Regions from separate parts of the Mus musculus genome. Here all the other regions are linked to region 4. Evidence: chromatin loops called from intact Hi-C (ENCODE). Cell type or tissue: gastrocnemius. All regions are shown on one strand.

What was found. Hi-C counts contacts between places; a loop is a spot of excess contacts. Peaks named below come from ENCODE experiments on the same cell type or tissue, not always from the same donor. Only the 100,000 strongest peaks of a DNase experiment are listed, where the experiment ranks them.
Region 1: a loop joins it to region 4, with 3 times the contacts of the local background. A loop is called at or near these places in 4 of 42 quality-filtered maps.
Region 2: it touches region 4 in a loop (5-fold over the local background); 21 of 42 quality-filtered maps call a loop at or near these places.
Region 3: a loop joins it to region 4, with 7 times the contacts of the local background. A loop is called at or near these places in 14 of 42 quality-filtered maps.

What each region holds. Positions count from the first base shown.
Region 1 is chr3:105,742,962-105,750,961 of GRCm38, reverse strand. Rap1a (RAS-related protein 1a) reads left to right here. Exons shown (of 8, transcript NM_145541.5): 2 at 634-717; 3 at 4,990-5,058. The coding sequence starts at 661. Among named protein-coding and RNA genes, the nearest start is that of Inka2, 42 kb to the right of the region's middle. In gastrocnemius, no CTCF peak of the experiment used is centred here; no DNase peak of the experiment used is centred here.
Region 2 is chr3:105,798,254-105,806,253 of GRCm38, reverse strand. It overlaps Rap1a (RAS-related protein 1a), which reads left to right and starts at 4,873. Exons shown (of 8, transcript NM_145541.5): 1 at 4,873-5,015. In gastrocnemius, no CTCF peak of the experiment used is centred here; a DNase peak (open chromatin) is centred at 4,930; H3K4me3 peaks cover 3,824 bases; H3K27ac peaks cover 5,867 bases.
Region 3 is chr3:105,721,556-105,729,555 of GRCm38, reverse strand. It overlaps Rap1a (RAS-related protein 1a), which reads left to right. Exons shown (of 8, transcript NM_145541.5): 8 at 592-2,296. Among named protein-coding and RNA genes, the nearest start is that of Inka2, 21 kb to the right of the region's middle. In gastrocnemius, a CTCF peak has its summit at 3,263 (motif pointing right); DNase peaks (open chromatin) are centred at 3,281 and 6,837; H3K27ac peaks cover 1,310 bases.
Region 4 is chr3:105,896,910-105,904,909 of GRCm38, reverse strand. All of the region lies in intron 1 of Tmigd3 (transmembrane and immunoglobulin domain containing 3), which reads right to left. Adora3 (adenosine A3 receptor) reads right to left here and starts at 489. Exons shown (of 2, transcript NM_009631.4): 1 at 1-489. The coding sequence starts at 110. In gastrocnemius, a CTCF peak has its summit at 4,924 (motif pointing right); DNase peaks (open chromatin) are centred at 4,952 and 6,414; H3K4me3 peaks cover 317 bases; H3K27ac peaks cover 1,254 bases.

The sequences.
Region 1 (8,000 bases), 150 kb after region 4:
TAGCAGTTTTCTATAGGGTGAAAAGTCTTACCTTTGTTACTCCATATCAACCATTGGAAATTATTTTCTGGCTTTTACTTTGTAAGATAAGCTTGTAATCCATTTATTTTTTGCAGCTCTTTGGATGTTAGGTAGTGTTTCCTAATCCCTGTTGATACATGTTAACAGTGCCTTTTCATCTGCTGTTTATATCCTAAGAATTTTCAAGCTGACATTTCACACCATTCAGCTATAAAATAACAATGAATAAAATATTTCAGAAGTACTGTATTTTTTTGGCAAGTAAAGTAGCATGTCGATTATATTAAAGCTCACGAGTCTCTCCAAATTATACCTTTGCAAATGATTAGGGTCATGGGTTGTAGTTTTAAGACTATGTTGATTTTAATGCCCTGTTTTCTGGTCATTCTTCAAAGTAACATGTACAGGCTTAACAACTGATACCTAGTTAGAGCTCATCTTCAGTAAATTAAAGAGTCTGGGACTGGTCCTATAAAGCTATTATTGAAAACTATATGATTTTTGCCCATAGCCTCTGTTTTCCAAAGGGAAAAAAATTAAAAAGCAAAACCCTGCATTTGATGCTACATTCTTAATTTGTTTTGTAAATTTTTTTTATTTTTTGTTTTGCAGATTGTCAATATTTAAACAGAGCGCATCATGCGTGAGTACAAGCTAGTAGTCCTTGGTTCAGGAGGCGTGGGGAAGTCTGCTCTGGTAAGTTAGCCACCAACTATAACTAATCAGTATTAACTAATACACAGGATGTGGATAGTAGCTTCTTATCATGCTTCTAGTCAGTAAGGAAAAATGAAGCATTGTTCTTTATAAACCTGCTATTTGTAGCCAAAGAGGTATAGCGTTAGACTGGCAAGTTTCTTACACTTTTGTATGCCAGCTACTTATTGGCCACCAATATTTGTGATTCAAAGTGGAATGCGATTTTTATTGTCAGAAAAATGTATATTCCACTGGGGGAAAGTGTTATGGATTGTCTCAGAGTAGATGCTCCTTTACCTGACTTGAAGCTTGCATGGAATAAAATTTACTTTTTGCATATATGAGGTTCCATGGCAGCCTCTGGGGTTACAACAGCAGATAAAAAGTCTCTCATGGAGCTCACAATATAGCAGAAAAATAGATTGTAATAATACACAATTAAAGAGCTACTTGATGCTCTGAAAGAAAAATTCAGACTTTTAAAGGAGAGACTGGCAAGTGGCCCTTAGCTTTGACAACTGCAGGAAAGGCCAGAATAGCTAGGCATGAGTAAGTGGGAGAAAGTGAGGTGGCAGGGAGTTGGGAGCTCACATGACTTAAAGATGGCTCTGTAGGGTTTCTTGGGGTGCTGGGAAGCAGGTGAGTTAGCCATATATTTCATTTAATAAATGGACTTTAACCTCTGACATTTAGAAGAGTGGGAGAAAGTTGGGAGCTAGTTAAGTCCACTAGATTGCCTGATTAGGGGCATGCTAGTGAAGAAGAGACATGTAGATGCTTGAAGATGAAATAGAGGAGGTAGACCTGAAACTGATTGCTCACTGGGGAGTGGGGTGGAAGAGTGAAGGAACAGAAATGCAAAGGCTGATATAACATACTCAAGTTGCTCCAGTAAAATACATCAAAGGGGCTTGTGATACGGTATTAATGCCATGAGTATGTCGATCATATTTAATTTCATCAGAATTCCATTACTGTTAGTCTGTTAGGAATATGAATTAACACCTTTGTGGAAATGAGTTTTAAAATGTATGTAATTTGGGGGAGGGGAGAAAAGGGTCTCTGTGTTAGCCCGGGCTGGCTTTGAAATTGATAATCCTCCTGCCTCAGTTCCCCAAGTGCTAGAATTGCAAATGTGTACCACAACACAAATGTGTACCACAACTTTGGCTTTACATATAACTTTCAGTCCAGCAATTTTTCTCTGGACTTTTTTTTTAAGATTTTTTTTTATGAATATGGGTGTTTTGTATGTACTGACCTGTGATATCAAAGATGGAGCATGTATAGGGAAGAAAGGTTCTAGTTAGTTTACCATTTATGTTTGATTTTTCAAAAAGCTGTAGGTATTAGGGCTTGAGAGATGACAGGACACTTAAGAGAAAACACTGTTCTTGATGAGAACTTAAGTTCAGTTATCAGAATCCCAGCTGACCGACCGGCTCACAACACTGAAGTTCAGCCCCACAGGAACCTGAGCCAACTTCTGGCCTCTGTGGGCACACACATATTAACATAATACATATAAATAAGATTGAAATGACTTTTTTAAAAAGTTAGAAGTGCTGAGAAGAGGGACCTATGAAATACTTGGACTGTTGTTGTAAATAGATTGGGTAGATGGAAACAAGGGTGGTAGTAGGATAAAGAAATAAGTTAAATTCCATCGGCGCAAACAGAATTGTCCAGGGAGAGAACAGGAGAATAGCCCAGGACTGATTCTGAATAGGTGTCAAGTGTTAGAGGATGGAGAGGATTGAAATCCCCAGCATAGAAAAAGGTCTCTGGTACTTACTGTGTTTGAATACATTGATGTGTCTGTTTGACTGCTCAGAAGTCAAGAGAGGAAGCAGAGCGGGGCATGGAGGTGGCTGCACATCATAAAGGGAGCAGCTTTGCTCTGGTGATGTTGCTTGCCACAGCCATGCTGGGCTGAGCTGAGGAGAAGAAAGCACTGTGGAGACAGTTAGAGTCTGAGTGTGGGAGCAAACAGACAAGGGGGAGACACTCCAGGGGGCACAGGGTCAAGAAGAGTTTCCTGTTTCGCTTGGGGATTGAAGGTAGTAGAGAACATTTGTATCTTAGAAGCAGTGATCCAGTGGAAAAGAAGATATGACATGAGGGAGAAGGAGGAGCAGAACTAGTATGGTGTCAAAGGAATAAAATGAAAATAGAGACAAAGCCGGGCGTGGTGGCGCACGCCTTTAATCCTAGCACTTGGGAGGCAGAGGCAGGCGGATTTCTGAGTTCGAGGCCAGCCTGGTCTACAAAGTGAGTTCCAGGACAGCCAGGCTATACAGAGAAACCCTGTCTCGAAAAAAAAACCAAAAAAAAAAAAAAAAAAAAAAAAGAAAATAGAGACAAAAGAATGAGATAATGCTTGAGAAATGAGGAGCCAAGACAGAGGAATAATGAAAGCTTACTTATCATAAATAAGTGTTGAGGGTGAGCTGGTTGTTGCTGTTTACAGGTGCCAGTAATGTCCAGCTTGGGGGCAGTGCTTTGACTTTCATGCCTCCTGTACCACTGCATTGTGACAGTGGAGGACCTAGGCTACATCTTAGCATTGGGACCTTGTGCACAATAAGAACACCATATCCTGGACCATATTTTGAGACCCTCTCCTCTAGGCTGCCCTTGTTTGAAAGCCATATTGGGCTTTTTCCTATCTATGTCATAATACAAAATGATTAAACCCTTGATAAAAATGAGGATTAAAAGACTGCACCTGAGGAGATAGTTTAGTGGGGAAGAGCTCTTGTTGTGTACATATGAAGAACTGCATTTAAATAAATTCCCCACACTCATACCTGGGTGTGGGCATACACACATCTGTAACTCCAGCGATGAGCGTGTACATGCATGCGTGTATGGTGCATGTGTGTGCATGTTAGTTGTATGTTGAAGAAATAAAGCTAGAAGTGATAGAGTAGGACATCCAGTGTCCTCTAGTCTGTGCACACATGCATGAACACACACAGTTTTAAGACACAGTACCATGGTAGAATGTTTGCTTACCATGTCTGGGGTCCTGGGTTGTATCCTCAAAACAGAGGAATGAAAAGAGGGAGAGAATGATTAAAAATTTTACTATGATTATATATTGAAGTTCCTTTAAGTAATTTAAGTGTAGATGACCTTAATTTGCATGTTTGCCTTTGTTAATAGGCAGGGATATTCCAGACACTTTTAAAATTGCCTAGGTTAAATCTCAGAATTATTATCTGTACTTATGAATGATAAATGTTCTTTCTAGTATACATTCAGATATGTTCAGTCCGTATACTGCAGATGAAAGTACATCATTCTCCCTCACCTGGATGGCCAAGGCTCTCAGTTGATTTCTAAAACCATGGGTTGTACTGAACTCATATATTCACATATGTACACTACTTAGTCATCTTTATTTTTTTCTGGTGTTACTTAGACAGCCCTTGTTTTCTGTGACTAGGTAGTACTTTCCACTGGAAAAAGTAAGACTTAAGAATCAGAAAGATGGGGCTGGAGAGATTGCTCAGTGGTTAAGAGCACTGGCTGCATTCCAGAGGTAGAGTTCAGTTCCTGGCATGCAGATTATGTGCAGATAAAGCACTCATATACGTAAAATAAATAAGTCTTTTAAAAAAAAGAATCAGGCTGGGCGTGGTGGCACACACCTTTAATCCCAGCATTGGGGGGTGGGGGGGTGGGAGGGGAGTGGGCAGAGGCAGGCGGATTTCTGAGTTCGAGGCCAGCCTGGTCTAGAAAGTGAGTTCCAGGACAGCCAGGGCTATCCAAAGAAACCCTGTCTTTTAAAAAAAAAAAAAAAAAAAAAGAATCAGAAAGATGATGTATTGTAAGTTCAGCTGGCAAATGGGAAGTATTTCTGGGGTACAAGTGAAACTTAAATGTGATTATAATCTAAAATTGAAAATTCTTTGGAACCTTTGTTTCTTTCCTTTTGGACAGGAAATTATATATATTTTAATGAGCTATGTAATCTTGCTGTCTGTATCCCTGTATTTTAAGATGTAATGTAATCATGGTTAAGCAGTGTAGTAGCAGTATTGACAAGTTTTTAATATGACCATCGCTTTTTGTAATAAATGTGTTCTTAGTTTATGTGTGCTTTCTTACTGGATATAATACTGATGATTTACATTTGTTTTTATCCAGAATTTCAACACAATTCCATTTACTCTTTACAATTTTTAATGTAAAATAACACTTAAGAACATTTGATTTTTCTTTCAAGTCTTTAACTCTGGTTTGTTTGTTTTCTCCTCTCAGACAGTTCAGTTTGTTCAGGGGATTTTTGTTGAAAAATATGACCCAACGATAGAAGATTCCTACAGAAAGGTAAAACGCAAAGCTGTGTGTGCACGTGGGAGTAATCTTTACAACTTTCAAACTTGGTCATGGGATTGCTTTTTTAAATAGTTTTGAGAATTAATAGAAATTTGCCTGTGCTACCTGGATAAAACACGCCTCACTGGACACTGCTTAAGAGAGCACTCCATGTGCTGCTGCTGCTGTCCATTCTCTGCTGCATGCATTTTCCCAGTGGGAAGTTCAAGTAAAAAAATATTACAAATGAATAATAGGCATATTTTTAACTACTGCTTGTTAACAAAACCTACTATTATGTTTGAAGTTATTCATTAACTTTTTTTTACTTAGTTTGTAGAAAATGTAAGGATATTTACCTTTAGATTATCAGCAGGATTCAAAATCAGTGCGATGGTGCGTGGCAGCACCTGTCACGTTTCTCAGGATCTGTGGAACATACATTTTTTTAATTTAGTTTTAGTTTGGCATAAGATTAAAGATGTACTTATTTGTGTGTGTGTGTTTAATGTGATTTTTTTCTTAAATTTTTGTATTATTTAAATGCATTTTATACATCAAACATATTGATAACATTGAACATTTTGAGAATCAATAATTCATAAAAATTTATTCAACTTTTATATGTATATCCTTTCATACCCTAAAAATATCATTAATGAATGTTTAATACTATCCCCAACTGAGGGTCCTATAGCTAATATTGAGTACTAAATTGTTTCAAAACATACAAAATATTCCTTGGGAATTAAACATAGTAAATAGTGTAAAATATTAAAAATGAATAATTTTTAAAAAAGATTTATTTATTATATGTAAGAACACTGTAGCCGTCTTCAGACACACCAGAAGAGGGCATCAGATCTCATTATAGATGGTTGTGAGCCACCATGTGGTTGCTGGGATTTGAACTCAGGACCTCCGGAAGAGCAGACAGTGCTCTTAACCATCTCTCCAGCCCTTAAAAGTGAGTCATTAAGAAATGTACTCAAAAACCCTTATATGATACCCCCTGACATAGTGAGAGAGAATTTGAAACACTTTCTATATCTGTGTACATTGTCTAACAATCAGTTTACTTAAAAAAGATTATCAATGTTTCTAGGAGAGAAAGTATTTTATCAGTAAGTATATTTTTAAAATTTCAAAGTAGCAAAAACTCTTTGAAGTTAAACATTAAGCAAATGTTAATTTCAAGCACAGTGAGAAAAATTATCAATATTTCCATGATGTTTGTAGAACATGATTTTGATATTTCCAACTATTAATATTGAGCAAACAGAATAGCTATTTTAAGGTATATTTTGTTGTTATGTCTCCCTTTTCATTTCTGATTTTATTAATTTAGATACTGTCTCTGTGCCCTCTGGTTAGTTTGGCTAAGGATTTATCTATCTTGTTGATTTTCTCAAAGAACCAGCTCCTGGTTTTGTTGATTCTTTGTATAGTTCTTTTTGTTTCTATTTTGTTGATTTCAGCCCTGAGTTTGATTATTTTCTGCCATCTTCTCTTCTTTGGGTGTATTTGCTTCCTTTTGTTCTAGAGCTTTCAGGTGTGCTATCAAGCTGCCAGTGTAAGCTCTCTTCACTTTCTTTTTGGAGGCACTTAGAGCTTTGAGTTTTCCTCTTAACACTGCTTTCATTGTGTTGCATAAGTTTTGGTACGATGTGTCTTCATTTTCATTAAATTCTAAAAAGTCTTTAATTTTTTTTATTTCTTCCTTGACCAAGTTATCATTGAGTAGAGTGTTGTTCAGCTTCCATGTGTATGTGTACTTTCCGTTGTTTTTGTTGTTATTTAACATCAGCCTTAGTCTGGGGTGATCTGATTGAATGTATGGGATTATTTCAATCTTGTATCTGTTGACACCTGTTTCGTGACCAATTATATGGTCAATTTTGGAGAAGATACCATGAGGTGCTGAGGGAGGAGAAGGTATATTCTTTTGCTTTAGGATGAAATGTTCTATAAATAATAGATCCATTTGTTTCATAACTTCTGTTAATTTCACTGTGTCTCTGTTTAGTTTCTGTTTCCATGATCTGTCCATTACTGAGAGTTGGGTGTTGAAGTCTCCCACTATTATTGTGTGGGGTGCAATGTGTGCTGTGAGCTTTAGTAAAGTTTCTTTTATGATGCCCTTGCATTTGGAGCATAGTGGAACATACAATATTAAAATCAAATGCAATACAAACTTTGTGTGTCATTGTAGCTTCATTGATTATGACAAATTTCCACTCTGCTGCAGGGTATTGTGATAAGAGAGAGAAGGAAGCTGTATATAATATAAGCATAGACAATGTTGGAAATCTCTATTTTTTCCCTGATTTTGCAGTGATCCCAAAATTCTCTTATAGAAGTGAAGTTGGATCAGTCATGGTGGTACATACATTTGATCACAGATCCTAGGAAACAGAGACAGGGAAAGCTCTACAAGGTCAGGGGCAACCTAGTGGACAAAGACACTATATTCATTCGTGGGGGGAGGAGAAAGGAAGCAAGGAAGAATGAATGAATGAATTTAAGGAAAGACTAAAATTTATTTTTAAAAGAAGCAAAATTGTTGGTCTTGACAAAAATATGTTCTAAGACTAGGTAGAACTATGAAAAGCTTTTATGATTTATTTTCTTAAGTGTCCAGGGTTAGGATAGTATAATAAAATGCAATAAAAGAGCCAGAGTTACCCCCTTCTTCCAAAGATTAAACCTACATCTCACCAGAGAGGTGTAGCTAGTCTTTGCTACTTTGTGGGTTCTTCTTTCTCCCTCCCACCCTTTATTTTATGCCCTCAGTTTTACCCCTTAACACTGGATAGGAGAAAAACAAGGAGAGGGGAGAAAAAAAGAAGGAGGGAGGGAGAGAGAGGGAGAGGGAGGGAGAGAGAGGGAGAGAGAGGGAGAGAGAGGGAGAGAGAGGGAGAGAGAGAGGGAGAGAGAGGGAGAGAGAGAGGGAG
Region 2 (8,000 bases), 99 kb after region 4:
CTTGTTAAAAACTGAGTATTTTGTCAATGCATTCAATCCCTCTAAACAAAATTTCCCCTCTGCAAAATGAACCTACTACAATCTATTTAATATTGTTACTGATAGGATTAAATTAATGATAGCCTACCAACGCCAGGTCATAATGTTTTAGCACGGGGACCATATCTTTGTATTCTTAGCAACAAGTGTAAGTCCCTAGCGAGCAGCATGCCCCAGTCTAGGTTTGATGAGTGAATGTGTATGAGGTCCTATGTGTGTAAGTAATATACATAAAGAATTTACATTTTGCATATAAAATATCAACCTGAGGCTGGGGGTAGGTCAATGGTATAGTACTTCCCTACTACACGCCTAGCCATTAGTTTGATCAAGTCCAGATGTTAATTTACTTAGTAAAGTAACATTCCTACTTTTCAATTTCTTAAACTCTAACATGGCACCAGAAAAAGTTCATGAGATACTGCTGAACAGATGCAACGCTACTCTTGGGTTATGTGTTTCTGAGGGTTGAAGCTATAAAAATACATCCTGTAAACACTCAAAAGATGAAATGTTCTTTCTATTGATCTGTAGCACAGTCTCAATGATTCTTAAAGACCTTTTCCGTAAATTGGTCCTGGACCTAGCTTTGCGGTCCTGCCAGGTCTCAGCCTGATCACGCACTCTAGGATTCCAAACTGTAACTGCACTGTGAAAGTATGCTAAGTTTGCGAAGCGTTTAGAAGATCTTTTCCACCAGCAATAACATGAAAAGAAATAATTTCATACTGCCAAATTTGTTTAGGCTTTAAAGACATTCTCTCTGAGAGCAGTGGGGTTTCTGTTAGTGCTAGACCCGGATGTCCTCATTTAGATTTCAGGAAAGTGTCACTCACTCTATGGCTCTTTGAGGAGTCCCTCATTCGACAAGGTGTAAGGCTCACACCGCAGTGAGTGCTACTTCACTGAAAGGTGTGGTTCTTAGTAGCAAGGAAAAAAAGGAAGAAAATGAAAAAGTAAAATATATCCCGAGGCAGTTACATAGGCCATAGGTGAGATACAAACAGAAAATGTGGGACTTCTAAAGGAAAGAAAAGTGCTCTGGGTATGAGCTGCAGTATGAGACAGACTTGGAGCTGGGATAAAGCATAAAAGGCCCCTGTCACCAGCAGAGGGGTAGTTGAAGAATTAGGACAGTTCACAACACAAGTACTAGGAAGGTGGGGGCAGGGAGAGCTGGAGCTATGTCACTGGCCAAGTATTAGACTGAGCAGTTCATGCTTAATTTGGTGTTGAACTAATGAAAGTTCTAAAATGGGATGGGGTGGGGGCTCAGGATTTAACTGTTGCTTAGGAGGGTATTTCTGCAAGAACACAAGACACCTGGAAAGGAAAGCAATTGAGCAGGAGACCAAGAAGAGAGTTCGTATAGCAAGAGTCTAGACTAGAGATGATCAATAAACCAATCAAGGGTGAGGGTGACGGAGCTAGAGAGAGCTGGCAGATGGGAGAGCTACACGATAGGAAGTATCTATTCCTGAGCTGAGCAATATAGAAGCCTCTAGCCATATGCAGCTATCTAAATATAAATCTAATTAAATTTAAATCAGATTTAAAATACAGCCCCTCAGTACATGGTCACATTTTAAGTATTTAATAGCCACCTGTGGATTATGCAGATAGAGAACAATGAAGTTCTTGGGGAGTGAAGACCCAAGCCTTGGGAGTAATCCTGGATTTGGGATGGTGAGGCAGGTGGTCTGTCCTAAGTTTGGGGCTAGCCTGAACTACACAATGACTACCAAGCCTGCCAGAGTTGTAAAACAAGACCTTGTCTCAAAACAAAAAACAAAAACAAACAAACAAACAAACAAACACCAAAACAGCCAACAATAAATGAAAATAGGCAGAAGGGTTATGTTCATCCCAGTTAGAATGTTCTATTGGACAGTGCACATTGCTTTGAGGGCGACTGGCATAGAGATAGGGACAAGGGATTAAAGGACACCAAGGCTTGGCAGGTTTGTGACTGAGAAAGGTGATGCCATGTGAAGCAGATGGGAAGACAGGAGGACCTAACAGATACTTCACATCTGTCAAACTCTAGGGACACAAGTGCCTTCAGGAATGATCACGAGCTCATAGTGTAAGGAAGGTCAAGTGTCCAATTTGAGGTCTCCCAAAGCTTTGCACAGGGGCCCCAGTGGTATCTAACTGGCTTATTCCTTCCTACGTTCTCTTTCTTCCCAGACCGTGGTGCTCCAGATGGTTGTGAGTGCCAGGTCTGTTCGTCGGCCCTAGAGGATCCGTAGCATACACACACTGTGACAAAGCTGGAGTCCCAAGGGCTGTGTGCTCTTTATGGAGCTCCGATGTGCCAGTCTGAACCCTCGTATCTTCACAGATGCTGCGTACTTCCTCTCCCCTGATTGCCTCACTTGCATCTGCTGGATCCTTGGAAAGTCCCCTCGCCCTCACTCACTTGATAGCTTCCTCTGAAAATATTCCTTCCCACGGGTGCCGCTGCTTTTTAGTTGGCCTCTTCTCTTTCACAAGTCAAGTTCCGGAGTGTCTCATCCACTCCCTTACATACCTCTCACTCCTCTCGCATTGACTTTCAGCAGCAAAACTCCAAGCAGTGGAGGGCACCTTGCTGAGTGATTTCAGTGTAGATATATGACCACCCCACCCCGTTAAGAGAGGATAAAAGGAAGCACACAGGCCAGATTTGATCTTATCCGTCAGTCCGCAGGCAACACCTACAGCACTGTGTAAACTGGAAAAAATAAACACAAGGAACAGGCAGGGCATGGATGCATGGATGCGTGGTGCGTGGGGCATGGAAAACTGACAAAAGACACCACTCCTAAGGGAGAACAGCTAGGAAAGTGCTCTTTCCTCAAGGCTGAAATTGTCCTACCAGGTACTCAGCCTGGTGGGCAAAATAAAGACTAGACTTTAGCTCTCACTTGTCCCCTTTGCTTTGCAGTGGGCTGTGCCCACCTCAGAATCACACTTACTTGCTCTGTGTCTGTGTCTTTGCTACAGAACAGTCTGTGACTCTCCTGTCCTTGTTCACATTTAAGGCCAACTGCTTCAGCACCGTGCTAGGACTTGTTGCTTCTTGGTTCCCATGGTTTCTCTAGGTGTCTCCTCTTGTCTCTGCACCGGAACTTTATTTTTCACTCTTAACACCACAAGGAAGTAACTCAGCTTTAAAATCCTGTCCCTGGATCCCCACACCATTCCCACTACTGACTGTTGCTAGGCTCAGCCAGCTCCTGGCTGTCTTCCTCGCCTCTCTTTCATTCTCTCAACACACCCCAATCAGACATTTCTCCATGTGATAACACTGGAAGGGTTTTCATTAAGCTTCTCAACAAACTTCAGGCCAAACTTGGTCAGTGGTTAAATTCCCAACTCTTGACTGAGGATGAGGCTCAGTGGCAGTTTGTCTAGCATGAACCAATCAGGGTGGCGGGGATGGGGACTGTGGGGTGGGGGTGAGGCAGAGATTGAGATTCAATTGTCTTCTTAGCTATTTCAGCAGTAGGCAAGGGAACTGACTGATCACTCCCTCTTTTCTAAAACAACTCCCTAACAACTTCCTTCCTTCCAAGGGGTTCCTCTAACCTGACTGTCAACTCTGCTTATCTTTAACCTCTAAGTTTCTCTTGGTCCTCTCTTCCAGTTACTCCCCATCCCTAAGAGAGTTTATGTAGACCGGAGGGTCAAATCATCTACATCCTGATGGATCTCAAATTTATATCTCAGACTCATCACCACTGAACTTTCTCCATCCCCCATAAAACTGAACTCTCAATTTCTTTGGTCCCAGCTTTGTTCTTACCCTATCTTCTCTCTTATTAAATGATATCAGTCAGCAGGCCCCCAACCTAAGATTCATTCCTAATTGTTTCGTTCGACCCTCTGCTTTCTCAAGTCTAAATCTATTAAAATAGGTTTAATAAAGCTAAAATAAACAAAATCTAAAATAAAATAACCACTCTTGGCCAATTGGACGAGAATAGCCACCTTAGACTTCCCCTGTGAACATTCGTGCTTCAGTTGGATATTTTACATACACAGTGAGACTCACTCCAGTTCCCGATGGGCCTGAAACTCATTGTGTAGTCCAGGCTAACCTCAAACTCGTGGCAATTCTGTTCCTGTTTTCAAAATGCTGGGATTCCAGGAGTAAACCACCACGCCCTGCATAAAGTTAACCTTTAAAAACATGAACTAGATATAGTTGTTTCTGGGCCCACCCTCTCCTCGGGGCTTCCTGTTGTCATTACAATGGCCCAAAGGCTCCACCGGGTCTGGTCGTTTGTCCAGATCTTGGCGCCTCAGTACTCTTTGGCCATAGACTCTACTTATCTATCCATCCTTTCGCTTGCATTTTGCTAGTTGTGAAATATGGAAGACACACCCCACCTCGGGGTTTGTGGCTGATTTCCTCTCAACCCAGGAAGGTATTCTTCTCATCCAGCCTCTTTTGGATAGGCTCGTTTCTTCATAGCACGAACAAAAGCATGCAAAGCCCTCCCTGGTGACCTGTGAATTTTGCTACTCTTTTTGTTGTTCGTGTTCCCTCTCCTGGGTCACGAGGATGAGAGCTCTATAAGTGACTTTCCCTATGTATGCCTAGGCATTGGGGACCTACTAGGCACTCAACTAACAGCTGTCCCATGGTTGCATCCCTTCAAAATTCTCTTTCTGATTTTTTTTTCCCTTCCTCATTTCAATGTTGGCCTTAACCACCTTCTCAAAGGCAAGGCCCCAGTTCCTGTTGGCACACTATGCCCCCCACCCTTTGAAGAACGGCTCCCTTAAATAGATTCCGGACACAGCGGGGAAGGCGGAGACCAGGGCGGGGGGGGCGGGGCCTGCGTGCTGCGTGCGTGCGCGTTCCGGAGGCGCCGCCGCCGCCGCTCCCGAGGCCGCTGCTCCTGCCGCCGCCGTGCAGAGCCCGAGCCCGAGCCGCGGCCGAGAGGAGGGAGGAGGAGGAGGTGGAGGAGGCGCCGGGCCGCGGGGTGAGTACGGGGTGCGAGTGAGGGGCGCGGACTGGCCGCACCTCGGTGGCCTATTCTTAACCGTCCGCGAGTCCGGGGCGGCGGCCGGGGGCCCGGCGGGCGGGAGGGGCCGCGGCTGAAGGCCGGAGCCAGCCACGCCCGCGGACCGAGGCGGCCCGGCGGGGCCTGCGGGACCGGCCGCGAGGGGCGGGCCGCGAGATGGGACGCGTGTCCGCGCCCGCTCGGCTGTCGTCCCCGCGGACGGAGAGGTGCGGTGCCCTCCGCGCGGCCTTTGCCCCGGCCGCCGAGCGCTGACACCTCTGTGTCCCACTCCGCCGCCAGCCCGGGTTCCCGCCCTCCCTGCCCTCTGTATTCTGCCGCTTGCCATGTGTTCGCCTTTGCAGCGTCGCTCTCGACTCTCTGATATCTGCTGCTACCCCTGAATTTTGTCAGGAAAGAGGCCACGGTGTGATTCCGGTCTTCCGCCCACCGAGGGCGTGTGAGGAGTGTGGGGTGGTGGGATTGTAGCTTGTCTCCTTACTCAGAAAGTTAAGGGCAGTGTCTTCTGCTGAGTTGTGTAATTGGCTGTTGTAAGGAGAAGAGCAAGGAAGGACAGTTGTGTCCCCCGCGTCCGCCCCCCCTCCTATCTGAGATTTCCTCACAGGATAGAAAACTAGAGTTGAGGGGACCTTTCATGCCTTGGAAAAAGAGCTACCGCTCAGAAACTGTGAGTGTATTGCCGTTGGGAAAGGAAAATCGTTTTGTCGCTGCTTTGAAGGAAGTACTGTGTAAGAAATGGAATAAAAGGGCAGGAGGTTAATGGGCCAAGCGGGACAGGTACCAACCGCTGTTGTCTGCTTCTTGGGTGGCTGAAGATACTGTTTTTATTAGAGTCAAAGTGTCGACTCTCAGAATTAACCAGGGGAGTTAGCCTTCAGAAGCGGGCGGTTAGAAGAGATGATGCTGGAAACAGGATTTGGAAACTTTCTTTGAGTTTCCTGTCAGAGTGTGTGGGGGTAGATATGCCTGTGAGTACTTTTTTCTTTTGATGTAATTGATTTCTGTAACACTTTGGTAGAGTAAGTACTAGATTAGGTCCCAGACTCTTTCCTGTCTTTATGCTCTTCTGTAACACTTTGTTTCAAAATTAAATTTACATTTTCGGATATTCTTTCTTAGTGTGACTCTTGTTTAGTTTAGTTCCTTGCTACTTCAGGTTCTGTTATGATTGTGTTCGTTAGCAAGGATTATACCTGTCCCAGCATTTGTCGAATGAGTTGAGTGGTCTGTTTACACATCTCTTATCTTTTTGAGAGAAATCTTTATGTTAAATGTTGCATTCCGCTTCCATTATAAAAAATGTCATTCTTAACCATTTCTAGAACATGGTGATGCATATGAACTCTTCCTTTGCCCAGGAAAAACAAAACAGACATTTATCCCCAGAATGTTGTATTCAGCTTCTGGTCTCCTCTAAAGCCACCCATAGACACCGATCTTAAAAGTGAACAGAGATCTCGATGTTATTCAGTTTCATATTAAAACTTTGCAAAAGTGCACACTTTTTGTGGCCTCAGGTGTGATCGTGCTTTCACCCTAAATTCTGAGGATTTTGGAACAAGGTTTAAAATTGATTTCAGTTTTATGAGGAAAAGTTCTCAGGAACCTCTCTCCCCTCCCCCCAATCTCCTGTGGCTCAGTGGTGTCACTGAGGAAGACCTTGAACCACCAACTCTCTTGCCTCGACCTCCAGAGTGCTTGGATCAGTATAGACTTCCCTGGTTTATGTGGTGTTGGGATGAAACCCAGCTTCATGCAGGGAACTTTTAGCAGTCATTTTGTTTGTAGTGTTGAGGAGCTAATCCAGAGCCTCAAGCAGGGTTGGCAAGCACTTTGCCCCTGAGCTATATCCCCGGCTCTAACCAGTAGCCATTTTTAACCAATACTCCCTAGTATATTTTGACCCCTCTAAACTCATAATCATGACTAATCAGACTTTTGTATAATCTATGTTTTAGTAATATGAGCATTTGAAAATCAAATAATTTCTTTTTTTTCCTCTTCCAAGCTTGTTCATATGTGTGGTCTTCATGTAGTCAGTTGTGAAAATATGCAACATTCAGGAAGTACTTAATTGAATGTCTGCTGTGTGGATAAGGAGTTCTTGCTGTCATCCCTTCAGCAGGAGGGACAAGACCCTAGCCAAGTAAATGTAGTGTCAGGTGTTAGAGCTGTGTGGAAGGGTGAGGACTGGTGAGGGGCTAGAGAATACTGTCAGGGAAGACCTGAAGGAAGTGAGGAGGGCTGTGTGCTTCCTCAGATGCAAAAAGATGACAGGAAGAGCGAGCGGCCTGCTAGGGCAAAGACCCTCCAGTATATGTGACCCTTTGAGAACAGCTAGGAGGGCAGTGTGGTGTAAGAACAGTAAGCAGGGAGAGAAGAGGGCTTGAGATTAGAGAAGTAAGGGGGGCTCTTACACTCAGTACTGGGACGTTTGCATTTTACACTGACTGACATGGGGGAGCCCTTAGAGTAGAAGAGAGACCTTATCTGACCTAAGTTTATGAACATCCTTCTGACTATTGTGTGGAAGTCAACTCAGGTTGGGGAAGGAAGGAAAGAGTAGGATCTAGGATTTTTTTTTTTCCTTTCCTTTTTTAATGTTCTGGGGATTGAACCCAAGTCCTTGAACTTGCTAGGCAAATGCCTAGTAACCAAGTTACATCCTGCCCTATGTCTTCCTTTTTAACCTTTCAACCATGCTAAGATTGTCCATCTTCTTTCTGTCGGGCATGTAGGTATCCTCTCCTCCCCATAGAATAACAATGATGGTTCACAGTAGTCTAGGCAACATTTTTTTTTTCCTTTTGGAATATTTCTTTGTGATTTATTTCTAAAAGGATCAGTATGTGAATAGACATATAGTTAGTTGGCCATCTAGTTTTAACAGCCGTGTTTTCTGAGCACAAGTTTCATGGCAATTTAGTTTTCATTGGGTGTTATCAC
Region 3 (8,000 bases), 180 kb after region 4:
GTGGGGCCTGCTGATTCTTCTGCCTTCGGATCTGGGCTCTTTCTGTGCTGTGTCTTACCGGCTGGGTTATAAGTAATAGTTCTTAATATGGTATCAGAAAATGGCTGAATTTCCCACAGAGTGTGTATGTAGACAAATGTTGACTTTTAAAAATAAGGTAATGGGATATAAGCAAAATACTACTGTTTGCCTCTTTATATAGGGTGTTAGATAAAATGTGAAATACTGAGTGTAATAAAAGCAGGGCAGACAAAAATTGACTACTAACTGACTACTAATTCTGTCTTTTATATTTGACTTTGAACTTTTGGGACAGTCTGTGTACTTCAAACTGTAATCAAGGTCAGACTTAAACTCCTGACCCTCATGCCACTATGCCCAGCTTATGTTTGAGCATGTTTAATGGGAAAGTCAGATAGCTCTTCTACTGAAGTAGCTTAATGGACTTCAGTTCCTTAGGAATGAATGTTCAGTGCTGTCATCCCTCCTGTCATTAGATAGCTCTTTATTGATATTGATATTGATATTGATATTGATATTGATATTGAGAGAACCCTAGCTCTATGTGTCTGTGTCTCTTCAATGTTCCAGATTACAGAAATGAAGAACTGTTGCCTAATTGGAAAGTGCCAGCATTCCAGACTTCAAAAACGAAATCTGAAGAGGCTTCTCCTGTTTTATATATTATGTGAAGAATTTAGATCTTATATTGGTTTGCACAAGTTCCCTGGAGACAAAGTTGCTCTGTGTATATCTCTTGGAAATAAGACATAGTATTTCTCCTTTGCAATAGCAGTTATAACAGATGTGAAATAAGATACTTGACTCTAATACAATTATACAGAAGAGCATGGATGCATTTCAAATGTTAGATGTACTACTATAATCAAATGATTTCATATTGACGTTTTTATCATGACTCCTCCCTGTCAAGCACTAAAAAATTGAACCATCATACTTTATATCTGTAATGATATAGATTATGAAATCTCCTCTCAAACTCATTGCAGCAGATAACTTTTTTGAGTCATTGACTTCATTTTATATTTAAAATTATGAAAATATCATCTGTCATTATATTCTAATTAAAATTGTTTGTGCATAATGCTTTGGAAAAATGGGTCTTTTATAGGGAAAAACTGGGATAACTGATTTCTATGGCTTTCAAAGCTAGAATATATAATATACTAAACCAACTCTAATATTGCTTCTTGTGTTTTACTGTCAGATTAAATTACAGCTTTTATGGATGATTAAATTTTAGTACATTTTCATTTGGTTTGTGTCTTTTTGTTATTGTTTATTGACATAGTCCTTTATTTTATAATGACCACATTGTTTAGAGTGCAGCAGTAGCTCTTCCTTTCTGCCTGGATTCAGCAGAACACTTGGCTTTAAACTACCCTAACTGGTGATCTCTCTAGGAACAGACCTCGCACTCCTGCTCTAGATAGAGTTATTCCTACTATACAGTAAGATGCACCATGTGACATAGAATAGTTTTATATATACTCTCTTGACCTTAAAGATTGTATCATATTGAATAAAGTATCCCACTCTGTATTATTTTTATATGTAAAAAGATAAGTTCAATACTGTATTACCAGGGTTTGACTTTGACTATCGCAAATCCTACATACACAGTTTGTAACTTCATCCAGGGAATCCTTGCCATTGTTAATTTGTTGGTGTGTGTCCACCAATGAAGTGTTAAATGAAAATTTTCAAACTTGCTCTCTAGTAGATGGAAGAACTTGAGGGAAGTGGTTGCAAGTCAGAACACAAAAAGGGACGTGTGACTTGACTGTATGAGCAGTGTAGAGGAATGCTGTGAAGATGGATACAGCAGCTTGCTGGCTGTACAGAGGTGCTTTTCTTTTCCTTCCCAGTTGCATTTTACAAAGGTGGGGCATATGTAGGACATGGAGCCAGGGCGATACTGCTGTATGTTCTCCATGAAGAAAGAGAAAGCAAATGGCCTGTTGGCCAGGTGCATACAGGAGAAGAAAGCAGATTGCAAGCTTAGGAAACCCTGTGCCTTGTCCCTGAAAATCAAGGAGACCAGTCCTAGAAAGTAAATCTTTGCTCAGGGATCTAGATATGGTCTCATTGCAACTAGGTGTGAAGGTGTTCATGCCTTGCTGAGATATGCCAGGTGTGTGGACAGCCCTTTAGTTACCAAGTCAGCTTTCAAATGTAAGATCCAACCAACCTGAAGAAATGTCAAAAAGTACTGTTTGAAACATTGGAAATTGTATTCTTTTGATATTCTAATAAACTTAGCTACTTAACATTTCCCTTCTCTTTATCCAGTTATACATGTCTGTGACTAAGAGGCAAAACCTTAAGCTAAACTAAAATGCAAGTAGAAGGATAGGGTCCATTTGTCCCAGAAAGAGGAGCTGGGCTCTTTGATTGTGGTTGTCTTTTAAGGGAGGTCTTGTTATACCACTCAGGCTGGCTTCAAACTTCTGGGTTCAGGTGAATCTCCTGCCTCAGTGTCTCAAGTAGCTAGGATTACAGGAATATATCACTGTGTGACCAATTAGGGACATACCATATTTTAAGGACTTCTGAAGTCATTATGCTTTGAAATACTTCTCACACATTTCTTTGGACTTAAAAATCATGGACAGACAGACCTCTCACAAACCAGCTAAAATATCTAAATACGTTATATCACGTGGGTTGTGTAGATATTTGTTAAATTAAAATAGTCTCACCAGTAACACAGACTGATTTTATCAGTTTCCTTTGACACATCTTACACTCCTCCCTTGGGTTAAAGGTAAAACAAAAACAAAAACAAAAAAAAAAACAAAAAAACACCCTTTTGACATTGAAGGATATTCAAGCCAGAGGGATGCAGTGTTATCCAAGGGAAATTTGTACTTGCTGAGCAACATGTAAAGGTGTCCTGTTAAGAGAGAGGGCTATATTTTTATAGTGTCTTTATGTGAACTCCTTGGTCTTGGGAAGGGCAACTGAAGGCAAGATGTATTTTCATAGCCAAGACATGGAGAGTTTCTAGGGTATTAATTTGAATCTCATGATGCATATCTATGAACAAATTACGTAGTAGTGTTTATGGCTATTTCAAGTATAATAGCTTTGATTTTGTGAATAACAATTTAATTTAAAGGAAGCTTGATGCTACAATTGGTAGGTTTTTAATTTTCCCAACTAGACCACAAGCAACTTTAATGACTTGATGCCTCCAATCTAATTTTATAATTAACAGTAAATGCAAGTGCATCACCTTACCCTCCACCAGGGGGAGCTTCGGTATCATATGATGCTTCTACCAGCATTTCCTTACAAAGACTCATGGAGTTTACAACTTAATTAGGCAAAAAATAGACACAAAATTTTGGGAAGGTATGAATACCATTAACTTAATGCACTGTAGCCACTTTAGTATGTATTTTTCTTAATGTTTGGAGAAACAGTGGCTGCTAGCATGTGACTGCCATCTCCCCACAGCTCTGAACTCACCTTGGTCTGCCATCCTCATCTGCCATCATCAGAGAACTCCTTTTACTCCTCAATAAGACCGTCTCCTTTTCCGAAGTTGTGATGTTCTTTTTTGTCTACTTGACTAAAACAAGTGATTTGGAGTCATTTTTCTCTCCTTAAGAATCGTAATAAAACATTCTGCATGCCTTGAGTCCAGTCACTTTAAAATAGCTACCCTGTGTACCCTCACAGGTCAACAAATGTTTGTCAGTCATATGTCTGAGTTTTGGTTAGGGACCAAGGGTCAGAAAGAGAAACAGTGAGTACTGTATTCCTTTCCTGACCGATACTCTTAGGATGTTAGTCAACAACATGTCTCTTATAAATTATGTGTTGAAATTAGCTTGTGAAGAAGCTCTCTCATAATTTAGAGGAGGAAAATTACACTTTTATTTGGGTCTTTGCTTATTTACGGTGCTAAATATAGAGTGAAGTGGCCCCACAACCATCCACACCAAGCATCAAAAGACACTTTGGTTTGCTCATCCAGACTCTGGAAAGAGCAAATGAATGTGAGCAGTGAGCGTGTCTGCCTACCCAGCTAGTAGCATTAATGCTACTCAGTATAAACAGATGTTCTTACAGATACAGTGTGGCACTTAGGTTGGTCTTGGGTTTCTCTTCCTGAAGTTTTGCCTTGAATCTATTGACTGTGCAGTCCTCTTAACTTTATCATGTTTAAATGTTCTTGTAAGAACAGCTAGAGACTTTGAACTGACTGCCTAGTTCTTTTTTGGGAAGGCAACATGGATCCTGTTTTCCAGATATTAACAGCCTTCAAAGGAAACTTGAGAGTTGCAAGTGCTTTGGGCTTGTTAAGAAGCAGACAACTATAGCTCTAGGCCCAACTGCTAATTGCTTGAGCAAGAGACTGGCTGTTCCCATAAAAGAAAATTTTTAATAAACCTTCCCATTTAAACAGTTGTGTGGCTCTTACATTGAACTGATGTTTTCAGTAATTTTCTTTAATCTTACCTATGTTCAAATTTTTACACTACAGTTGGAGTGCATACAAAGCAGAAAAACATGATCTTTTTTTTAGATATTTATTTTTATTTGATGTGCATTGGTGTTTTGCCCCCATGTATGTTTGAAGGTGCTAGAATTGGAGGGGCAGACAGTGAGTTGTGAGTTGTAGTGTGGGTGCTGAGAATTGAACTCAGGACCTCTGGAAGAGCAACCAGAGCTCTTAACTGCTGAGCCATCTCTTCAGCCCCCGTACATGATCTTTATATGCCTATCAACAGTTACTATATTTGTACTGTCTGAATTCATGGTATACAACAACATACGCCAGTTCCTCCACGTGTAGACTTTTAATCTTTAGGAAATGGCCAAAGATTGTGCTGGGGAATTGAGTGAGAGAGTACCCCCAAGTGCTTTCTGTGCAAACATAGGGACTTGAGTTCAGATTTCTAGCACTCACACACACATATAAAAGGTAAGGCCTAGTGATAACTGTAATCCCAACACTGGGAAGTGAAGACAGATGTGCCCAGGAACTCACTGTCCATTAAGTCTAGCCAGACAGTGAGCTCCAGGTTCAATGAGAGACCCTGTCTTAATGCAAAGTAGAGAGCAATAGATGTAGACACTCAACATTGACCTCGGGCCTACAAAAGCATATGCAAGGTACATGCACTTACACATTTGAATATGGTACACACACCACACATACAGATAGATGAAACTGCTGAAAACCCCATGTGTTTATTACAGTGAATGCTGTAAAACTTGTACAGAGGGCAACAGGAATGAGGGTGGAAGATGTATATGTCCTTGTGTTGGTTATATGAGCAAGGACTGAAAATGTGAGCCCATGCAACTGCATTGGAGAAAGAAAGGCCTTCCTTCACATTGGGAAAGGTTATGACGAGGTCACCGTGGCTGGAGGAGAGTGAACACGAGTAAGAATACTGTAGATAATAGAATTAGGTAGGCTGAATGTAGACAGGGAAAATCAGTATTAGTCTGTGTGGTATTCATGGGAAGAATTTTACAAAAGGTACAACATAGAATCAATAATATGTCATCAAAACCACAGTTGTGGGCTGGGGGGATGGCTCAGTACATAAGAGCACTTGTTGCTCTCGAAGAAGTCCCAGAACCCAAAATGGCAGCTCACAGCCATCTAACTCTAGGTCCTGGGGTACTGACCCTTTTCTGGTTTCATGGGCACTGCACTGCACATATGTGGTGAACATATATATACATAAAGATAAAACACTCATATATATGCAGCATTTATTCTTTATGAACATCTGCTCCTGACATCTTGGTTCTCAAAGATGTCAGAGAAGATTAAGGAGAATAAGCTCTTGCCCTTAGTTCTGTGTTAGCTGACATGATTGTCCTCCTCAGGTTAGCACAGGCAGGACACTCTGTAACTGCTAACTCTCCCTCTCTGCCCTTACACTACAGGTGAGGCAGCAACCCCTCTGGCTGTCTAGGGTTGCGCTGAATCAGTTTTTAGTCATGTCAAGTAGGTACTAGCTTCTTCATTAACATCCCATTGCCATGCCCTTCCTTGTGGGTGGGAAATCCACGGGCCACAGCTATTAATGCAATTCCTGGCCAACTTGCCTAAGCATCACTGAGATCTTCCTCTCCAGCTGGATGGGCTATAGTTTGAAGGGACATCTGTTAAGGGAGTGCTAGCCATTCAGCCTTCCCAATTTGAAAAGTAGGACTTGGAGCCGTGGAGGTGGGGCCTGCCTGGCCCTTGTGCACTGTGCAGAGCTAAAAGAATCGTGAAGACACTATTTGATCCTATACTCCCATCAGAGTCCTAAGGCCTGTACCAAGAGCTCTGGAGTTCTTTGGACCCCTGAAACCAGTGTTGAAAAACTAACCAGTTTCTGGAATCAGAGTTTACTAATTTGATGCTTGCAACCTCAAGAGAGAGTCTGAACAATCGCTTCACTCAGTTTAGCCTAAGGCTCTGTGGTGATGACCAAGGTCCTTGGACCAGTGGTGGATCTGACTTGAACATGAACATGGTCTGAGGTGGCCAGGGAGCTGGTACACAGGGGTTCTGATGCTTTTCTTTCTTCATTTGGAAGAAATTTTGTTGCTTTTTTATCCCCAAAGTACTTGATAACAGGCCTATGGAGAAGGTGGCACCGTGGCAGTGAGGGTCTAGTGTAAGTAAGCCAGCCCAGTGAGTCAATCCCAGCACTCGTGCACACACACACACGCACACACACACTCCATCTGTGTAAGTTTCTGATGACCACCCCTCTCCCTCAACTTCCAGACAAGTGCCTGTGTACCTTTTGCCTTTCTGGCAAGCAGGGCCTGGTGGGGAGACAATGCCTGGAGTGTAGCCAGAGGTGGGACTGGAGGTAGAGAAGGCACTCACCACCCAACTCTCAATTTCCTTCCCCGCTACACTGCTCACCCACCCCTCCCTTAATAGTCACACTAAGGGGAGGAGGATCTAGCAGGCTTGGTGTTCTGGAACATCAGAGCATGACAATTTAGGGAACATCCTGGGGTAGGAAGGTCTGGGGCCAGATATTGATATAAAAAAAAGCGTGTCCACGAAGGTGATCCAGGTCAGGAAGAGTGGAGGAAAGAGGCTAGGCAAGAAGGGGACTTCTTCAGTAACTACTGAGAGAAAAGTAGCTAATCACCTGAAAGGCCTGAGCTGCCCAATGACAACAGAAGGTGAGGTCGATTCCACAGCCAGCCAGAATTAAAAGCCAAGCAGTGGACCAGGGACAGTTCTGTACAACAGCTTGACGAGGGGCCTGTATACTGTTTCCTGCTCTGACAATAACTGGTCATGGCTCCCCTCTTTTCTGGGGACTAGACTTCGGTGTTGTGAAATGCAGGGGCAGGGGTCGACTAAGAAAGGCTTGGCCACTGGCTGTTCCTAAACAGGATAAACTAAAGGTGGGCTCAGCTCAGAGCTCCCTGGGAGGTGGAGATCACACAGGCAGCAGCCCTGTGCTCAGTACTGGAGGCAGAAAGACTGAGTACTCACTAGCTTGGAGGTGGTCACAGGTCTGGAGGAGAAGTGAGAGTATGTGCAGAAGCAGAAGTGACTCACCAACCCAAGTAAGTACTGGGGGTTAAGTCAAGGCACAGATGAGACCTACGGGAGGGCTCTCAAGCTGGGGAAATAAAAGGCAGTCAGAGCAGAACTGAACTTGTTGGGACAGCACAGGCAGACCCAAAACTTGGAACAGCTTGAGGTACTTTGGTGGGTAAAGTGAGTGAAATGCCAGAAACAAGGTCAGTCAGGCCAGTTGGGAGTCTACTTGAGCTCTCTGACACTTGGGACAGACAGGAAGACAGAATCAAGACAGATCCCACACACAACTGGTACCCTTACAAAGCCCCAACTTTGGATGAGGACATCTTCCCCCCTTTGAACTGGCAGCAATTCCAGATGGGTGCCCAAACTACCCTGCCTGGCCAGAAGAGGGGAGACACAGTGTTGGAAGGAGTTAAAAAAATGAACAGAAGTACAGAACACT
Region 4 (8,000 bases):
ACCCAGATGACCAGCATGTTGCCCACAACGGCACAGAGCCCGATGGCAGCCTCCATGGTGATGTAGGTGATGTTCAGCCAGTCCGTCTCCGTGGTGTTGTCGGCTTCCATGCTGTCTCAGAAAAGCTTCAGGCGGAAGCTTCCGTGGCTCTTCAGCAGGTTGTGTATGGGCCAGTGGACCCAGCTCTTGTCAGACTTCTGCCCAGAAGTTAGAATGTCACAACAGTCCAGAGAACTCACAACTTGCTCATTCCTTCCGGTATGACTCTCTCTTAGAGACTCTTCTCAGAAAGGGCCTGTTACAGGACCATCAACCTCAGCCGCTTATCCCTGCCTTCCCATTAACCTGGAGGATGCAGGTCTCTGCAGCCAAATCCGAGAGGGCCACCGTTCTTACTTCCCCAGGCAAACAGAGTCAGGGCTTCTGCTGTCCCCTGGGCCCCAGAGAACTTTCGAGCTCCATCAAGATAAGCACTCCTCTTTAGAGTGTTTCAAGAAGTGAGATAGTCCAAGAGGAAGTACAGGAACCCTCTGAAGAAGAAGAAGAAAAAAAAGGATGGAAAGAGCACAGGAGGCTGGCCTGAGTCACATGGAGGCAGCTCCAAGAGGAGATTAGAGACAGGGTCTGTTAGTGACAGCTGACAGTTTCAGCTACAGGGAAGGCTAAGGCAGTGGGATTACAGGTTCAAGCCCTGCCTTGGTTACTGTGTTAAGGCCAGCCTAAGTAACCCAGTGTCTCAAAAAACAAAACAAAACAAAAATCCAAACCAATGAAAGAAAGAAAGAAAGAAAGAAAGAAAGAAAGAAAGAAAGAAAGAAAGAAAGAAAGAAAGAAAAAGAAAGAACCAACACTCAAAAGTCAGGATGTGGGGAGCCAAAGATATATTTCAGAAGTAGAATGATTGGCTGGCATCAGGCTCTGAGTACTGCCCCCACCACAACTGATATACAACACACACACACACACACACACACACACAAGTGGTGGGGAGAAACTAGAGATCATTCAGGGACCAGATGAGCTGTGGGTAGGATTGGGTAGAAGAGGTGGAAACACTAATCATGTAATATTTCCACCCTCAGCCTGCTTAACACAAAGATCTTGTGATAGAGACAATTGTGATGCACACTTTAATCCCAGGACTGGGGAGACAGAGGCAGGCAGATCTTTGTGAGTTTAAGGGCACTCAGATCTACCTAAAAAATTCAGGACACTCAGGGACAAAACTGAAAACAATTTTTACACACACACACACACACACACACACACACACTCACACACACACACACACTCACACACACACACACACACACACACACACACATACACACACACACACACACAGTGCAAGAGCAGCAGGCACACTTATCCACTGAGTCTTCTCTCCAGCCCTGGTGTTTACGTGGGGTGTTTTATTTTGTTTTGTTTTTGTTTTTGTTTTTTGTTTGTTTGTTGTTTTACGTTTCATCAGCCCCCCGAGTGGCCTTTCCTCTTACTTCTGCTGTAACTGCCTTCTTTCTGTCCTCTTCAGAGGGGAAGTTACAGAAAGCAATTTCTACCAAGAGGCAAGAAAGAGTCTTCCTTAACAAAAAGCAATTGCAATCTCGCTTTGTTGGTTCCTAGAAAAATCTCCATCATTTGCCACAGACAGAGAGGCAGGACAGGAGATCAAGCTTTCTTCTCTATTTAAGGCTTGTTGGTCAGGAAACGGGCAGCTTCTACATTAACAACAACAGAAACAAGGTGACGGTCCATGTTTTGTTACATTGAAAAGCAAGGTGGACAGGCTGGAGCGATGGCTCAGCTATAAAGAGCAGTGGATGCTCTTCCAGAGGACCATAACCACCACGGCTTCCCACCCAGGATTATGTTACTCCCAGAGGTTTCTGCGATGCCTTGGGTGCTTCTTCTCTTCGAAGGAGAAATGTCCGTTCTTTTTTGTTTTCTGAATAAACAGAGAGCACCAGTGTTCAAGGGCGAGTTTGAGGGGTGGAAGAGAAGTTTCCATATTCCCTCACTAGCTTGTCTTATGACCATGCTAAATATCTGTTCACTGGGGATTGAAATCCAAAAGGCAATCCAGGAGAGGGGGCAGAGAGACCAGGATAGACAGCCACCTCACACACCTGTTACCTCACTGGTACCCATGGACCCAGTCTCTCACATCTTCTGTTACCAGGTCCTGGTTCCTGATAATAGCTTTCGTTATGATTCCCAGGTTAGTGGGGTTTGAGCCTGTTCAGGCTCCTGCCATCTGCTTCTTTCACCGAAGCCATAAGCCCACAGCTCCCAGCAATTCCTGGCTCCGAAATTCCCTTTCACTTCTTCGCCTGTGCACACTCACTAGGTCTAGCAGGATCTCTTCCTTGCCCCCACCTAGAAAATAAAAAGGCTCCCCTCGAGGCAGTTCTCTAACAGGACCTTGAAGAAAACTTCCTATACCACCTGTGATGGTTTGGATATGCTTGGCCCAGGGAGTGGCACTATTAGAAGGTGTGGCCCTTTTGGAGTAGGTATGTCACGGTGAGTGTGGGCTTTAAGACCCTCATCCTTACTCCCTGGAAGCCAATATTCTGCTAGAAACCTTCAGATGAAGATGTAGAACTCTCAGCTTCTCTTGTACCATGCCTGCCTGGATGCTGCCATGATCCCACCTTGATAATGGACTGAACCTCTGAACCTGGAAGCCAGCCCCATTAAATGTTGTCTTTTATAAGACTTGCCTTGGTCATAGTGTCTGTTCCCAGCAATAAAACCCTAACTAAGACACCACCTCTCCCTCATGTGGATCCACCATGCCACCCTAACAGCCTCCTACCCAGACTCTATAGGCCTGCAGTTCCTGGAGACCCAACCAGAACTTTTCATTTTTACACCATGTTGCCTGGCTGGCCAGCAGTATACTATTGCTCAGTGAATGACTAGAGATGCTTCTTAGCATGCCAGGTGACAGAAACCTGGCACTGGGTACACAGCTACAGAAACCCTCAACTAGGACCTGTTAGGTACTCTCCAGGACACTCTGGTGTCCTGGAGTTTTATAACAAAATAACATTTTATTATTTGTGGTCTCATCCAATGTCTTCTGGAGAAAGTGACAATGCTTGTTAATGATAAGCAAGCAGAGGCGCCAAAGGGTAAATAAATTGGCCATGACAGCACAGTTAGGAAGTGACAAACTGACATTCAAACCCATATGGCTGGCTTCAGAGCCCCGTTTCTGAAAGGTAGCCCTTAGAAATGATGAACCACGATATGTACTTGTACTGTCACAAGTACAAGGAGCCCCTCTGTTTGATGTCACTATGTGATCAATATTAGGAAGAAATTAATACTGTAAAATGTGATGTTTAGGCCAACAAGATTGTGACACTAAAGCATACGTATGAAGCAGATTCAGTGCCTGCTCTGAGGTAGGAAGAGATGGTAGGACCAGAGAAAGGGCCACATAAGCAGGCCACTGGTGACATTTTGGATCTCACAGAAGACCATTTATAGGACCAGAGTGGGGGAGAAAAAAAGGTCTATTTAAGAAAGTTTTTAATAGTGAATTGAAGATAAGCTCGGATTTCCCTGCCATTTTTTTTTCCATCTGAGAGGAGGGGCACCATGAATTTCACTTCTACCGGCAGAGCCTGATTTCTACAAGGGAGACAAGGATGGACTCTGAGGAGTTTCCAGTCTGACAAAGTGACCCGAGTCCAGGAAAAGGCCTCCCAAGCTCTAGCCTGGAGCAGCACAGCACAGCTCAGCTATTGGCTGCATAGCATCCTGAAAAGGCTGACCAGAGAGAGGACACACATAGGCTCTTTTGCATCTTCTCAGAAAAGCCTAGATAACCTCAACTGCCAGTCTTTGACAGAAAAGTGTATTAGCAGGAGACCAAGGTTGGGGTTCCAGAACCCAGAATTACCCAAGCCACAGCCAAGACAGGATGTTAGGCAGCTGGGAGATGGAAACTGCTGCTTGGCTGCTCAGAGCTGACACGATGCTGTGGGCATACTTGCATAGACCCATGTCTACTCACTTCCTCTTGAAGTCATGACCACTTCCCTCAAAGCCTCATGCTTCTACAGACCTCGCTATGTGCCAGCGAACAGTGGGGCCTTAGAGACAGCCAGTGCTCAGAGTCATCTTTGAGGGTGTCTTCTCCTTGCCCCCTTTTTTATATGCTCCTTCCCCACTCTCTGTCAAAGTACCGGTAAGACCCTAAGACTTCAGGTGACTTCCCAAACTCACTGCTCTTCTTAGAGCTGGGCTGAGACCCTTTCAACTTACAAGGCCTGGGACTCTGAACGTGAAGAGTTCTCTAAAGTGAGTATCAGTAAAAATGAAAAGGATGGATAAAGACCCAAAACCCCAAGGTTCCTGTAACTTGGGTTACAGGAAATCCTGCTCAGGGAAAGGGAACTGCTTGTGACTAGGTGCCCAAACCTTAGCTACCATGATTCAACCACGCCCAAGTGAGCCAGGCCTCTAAGCCCAAGAGAAAGTCTAGCGCAGCAGTTCTCGGCCTGTGGGTCGCTAACCACAGATGACACCTTCACAGGGGTCACCTAAGGCCACCGGAAAACATACATATGATACATACCCTATGATTTATAAAAACATACATATGATAAATAAACATATGATACACACCTTATGATTTATAACAGTAACAATATGATTTATAACAGTAGCAAAATTAAAGTTTTGAAGTAACAATGAAAATAAATTTATGGTTGGGAGGGGTCGCCTCAACATTTGTATTGTATTAAAGGGAATTTTACTAATGGGCCGTGTTATGAGGAAGGGCTAGAGGATTCAGCTATCCCTAATACTCTTCCAGATTATAGGCTCTCAAAATATGTCTTTCAACTACCTGTGTCAGCTTGTGGTTTGAGTAGTTGAGGTCTGGCTAAGGGGCTATGCTCAGATGTGGCCACCAGGTGGCAGCACATTTCCACCGTCCTCTGAAACACAAGCTGCCGCTAAGGAGAGAAAATGGGGAGGGCTCAAAACTGGCCTCAGCCAACCACCTCGGACTTTGCAAGGGAGACCAGGAGCAAGGAGGGTAGGTAGGCTGCCTATGGTCAGTCCAATCTAGTCCCACATAATATTCTGATCCTCTGGACTCAAGAAGGCTGGCAAGGAGCATGAACAGCCTAACAAAAAAAGTTTTGCATTTTGCTCCACAAAGCAGGAACTCTCAGCAAATAGAGAAGGAATGTGCTTAAGTCTGTTCTGCTAAAGAGCATGTTCTACAGTGGAGACCAGCCCAGTCTGGTCTCCTGACTTAAGGACAGGGTGGATTCAGAAGGGGTCTGCTACCGTGTGATATCTGCCGTAAGTAGATCTCACCGGGTTGTGCATTGTTGGTCCTTCCCCCATGTCCTCCAATCCCCAACCCATCCTCCTGTAGGCACAGGGCCCTCTGGTCACTGTCCTGATCTTTTCAAAGCCCATAACTTATCCAAACGTCCTTGAGCCTCTTCATATCCCAGCCTCCTCATTCCAGCCTCAGGCCTTCAATTACCCACCCTGGTATTTTTTCACTCAAGTAGGGGACTCCCGCAGTCTCTGAAGTTCATCTCTGATTCCACACAGGTCAACTGTGAGTCCTGATGTCATTTTCAGTGACCTTTACGTAAGCACTAACTAGCACGTGCAGGAACGAACCCGGGATAGAGCACCGCCAGTCCTAGATGTGTATAGTGGGGCTGTGCCTTGGCCTGCTTCTTCTCAACCCACCCTACCCTTAGATGAATTGAGCACATTCTCCTGGAGAGAGCAAGAAACCAGCAACCTCTACCCCTTCGATGACACGTCTTCTCTTACTCTACAAGGTCCTTCTATCACGAGTGTGTGAACCCTGCCATTGACAGGGTGCTAAGTGACACAGCCCAGGCTCCTTGCTTGGCGTTTTATACCTGTCACTTATAATCGTGTGCCAAACTTAATCGTAAGTGCTGCTAACTCATTTCACTGGTGAGGAGACCACAGCCTGGTGCGAGGTGGCTTTCAGGGAGCAAGTGGCGGAGCTGGGATCTGAACCTGCATTAGTTACTTCTCAGATTTCTTTGACAAAATCTTGAACAAAGGTAACTTAAAGAAGGGAGGGAGGGAGGGAGGGAGGGAGGGAGGGAGGGAGGGAGGGAGGGAGGGAGGACAGTTACAGTCAACTACGATGGGTAAAGGCCAGAATCTGAGTCAACTATCTTAGCCCTTTCCAGTGAATCACACAAGAATAGGCCAACACCAATTATACCAAACATAAACTGTGACTGGGCAGAAGCTCTTCAGTGTGGAAGGGTGTGCATGATCCATGGGTTGGGCCAGCTACTGAGAACTACTGAGAACAGGATTTTTTTTTTCTTTCTTTTTTGCCAGTTTTCTGGTTTCTGGTTCCTCCTCTTAGGCTGTGGAGTAATGGAGGGCAGCCTGCCAATCCTCCCTCAACCTTCTCCACCCCACACCCCTGCATCTAGTCCATGGGCAGACAGCATCAGGAAACCACATTACTTTACTTCCCGCTGAAGGGTTCCCCCAATAACTTTATTTCCCTCGGCTTTTCATTAAAGCTATTGTTATACAGAGTCTGTCTCAGCATTTCATCACGGTTAAAGATACTACATTGTTATTGCTTATACTGAAGGTTTAAGAGACCTATTTCCCCGAGGAGGTTCTAGGAAGGATGTTGCTCTTCTAATACCTCTCCTGCTCTGTTCATTAGCTTGGTGGCGTAGGTTGTTCCTGGGCAGCCAGGAGCTCAGAGTGGGTCAGCACAAGCCAGGCTTGTCTCAGCAAAAAAAAGACTTTTCTAGAAAAGCTGCACGCATTGTCTCAACTTCAGGCTTCTAGTATCCTTTTTTAAATTATTTTTTTATTTTTATGTGTGTGCACACACTTGTGTGAAGGTGGCATAGAGACCAGAAGTCATCATCACTTGCATGCAGCTGGAGTTACAAGGCACTCAGAACCACCTGGTGTGAGTGCTGGTAACTGACATCAGGTCCTCTCAGAGAGTAGTGTCTCAGCGTTTCTATTGCTGTGAAGAGACACCATGACCACGGTAACTCTTTTTTGTTTTTTTAAATGTATTTATTTATTTTATATTTGTGAGTACACTGTAGCTTTACAGATGGTTGTGAGCCTTCATGTGGTTGTTGGGAATTGAACTTTTTAGGACCTCTGCTCGCTCCAGTCAACTTTGGTCACTCAGTCCCTGCTTGCTCCAGCCCAAAGATTTATTATTATACATAAGTACACAGTAGCTGTCTTCAGACACACCAGAAGAGGGCATCGGATCCCATTACAGATAGCTGTGAGCCACCGTGTGGTTGTTGGGATTTGAACTCAGGACCTTCGGAAGAGCAGTCAGTGCTCTTACCCTCTGAGCCATCTTACCAGCCTTATAAGCAACTCTTATAAGGAAAACATTTTACTGAGCAGGCTTACAGTTCAGAGGTTTTATCCATTATCATCATGGTAGGAAGCATGGTGGCACGTAGACAGACATAGTGCTGGAACAGTAACTGAGAATTCTACATCTAGATCAGCAGGCAGCAGGAAGAGACCATAAGCCACTAAACCTGGCTTGAGCTTCTGAGACAGTGACAGTTCCTCCAACAAGGCCACACCTCCTAATACTGCAACTCCCCTATGAACCTAAGGGAGCCATTTTTATTCAAACCATCACAAGTTGCCATTGCTCTTGTTTGTTTGTTTGTTTTAAAGATTTATTTATTATTATATGTAAGTACACTGTGTTTTTGTCTTCAGACACACCAGAAGAGGGCACTGGATCCCATTATAGATGGTTGTGAGCCACCATGTGGTTGCTGGGAATAGAACTGAGGACCTCTGGTAGAGGAGTCAGTGCTCTTAGCCGCTGAGCCATCTCTCCAGTCCGTGGCAAATGCTCTTAACCACTGAGTCAAATCTCCAGCCCTGGCTCCTGGTATCTTAGTTGTCATGCTCTGTTCTTTTATTATGAGCACATGCTTTTGGGAAGACTG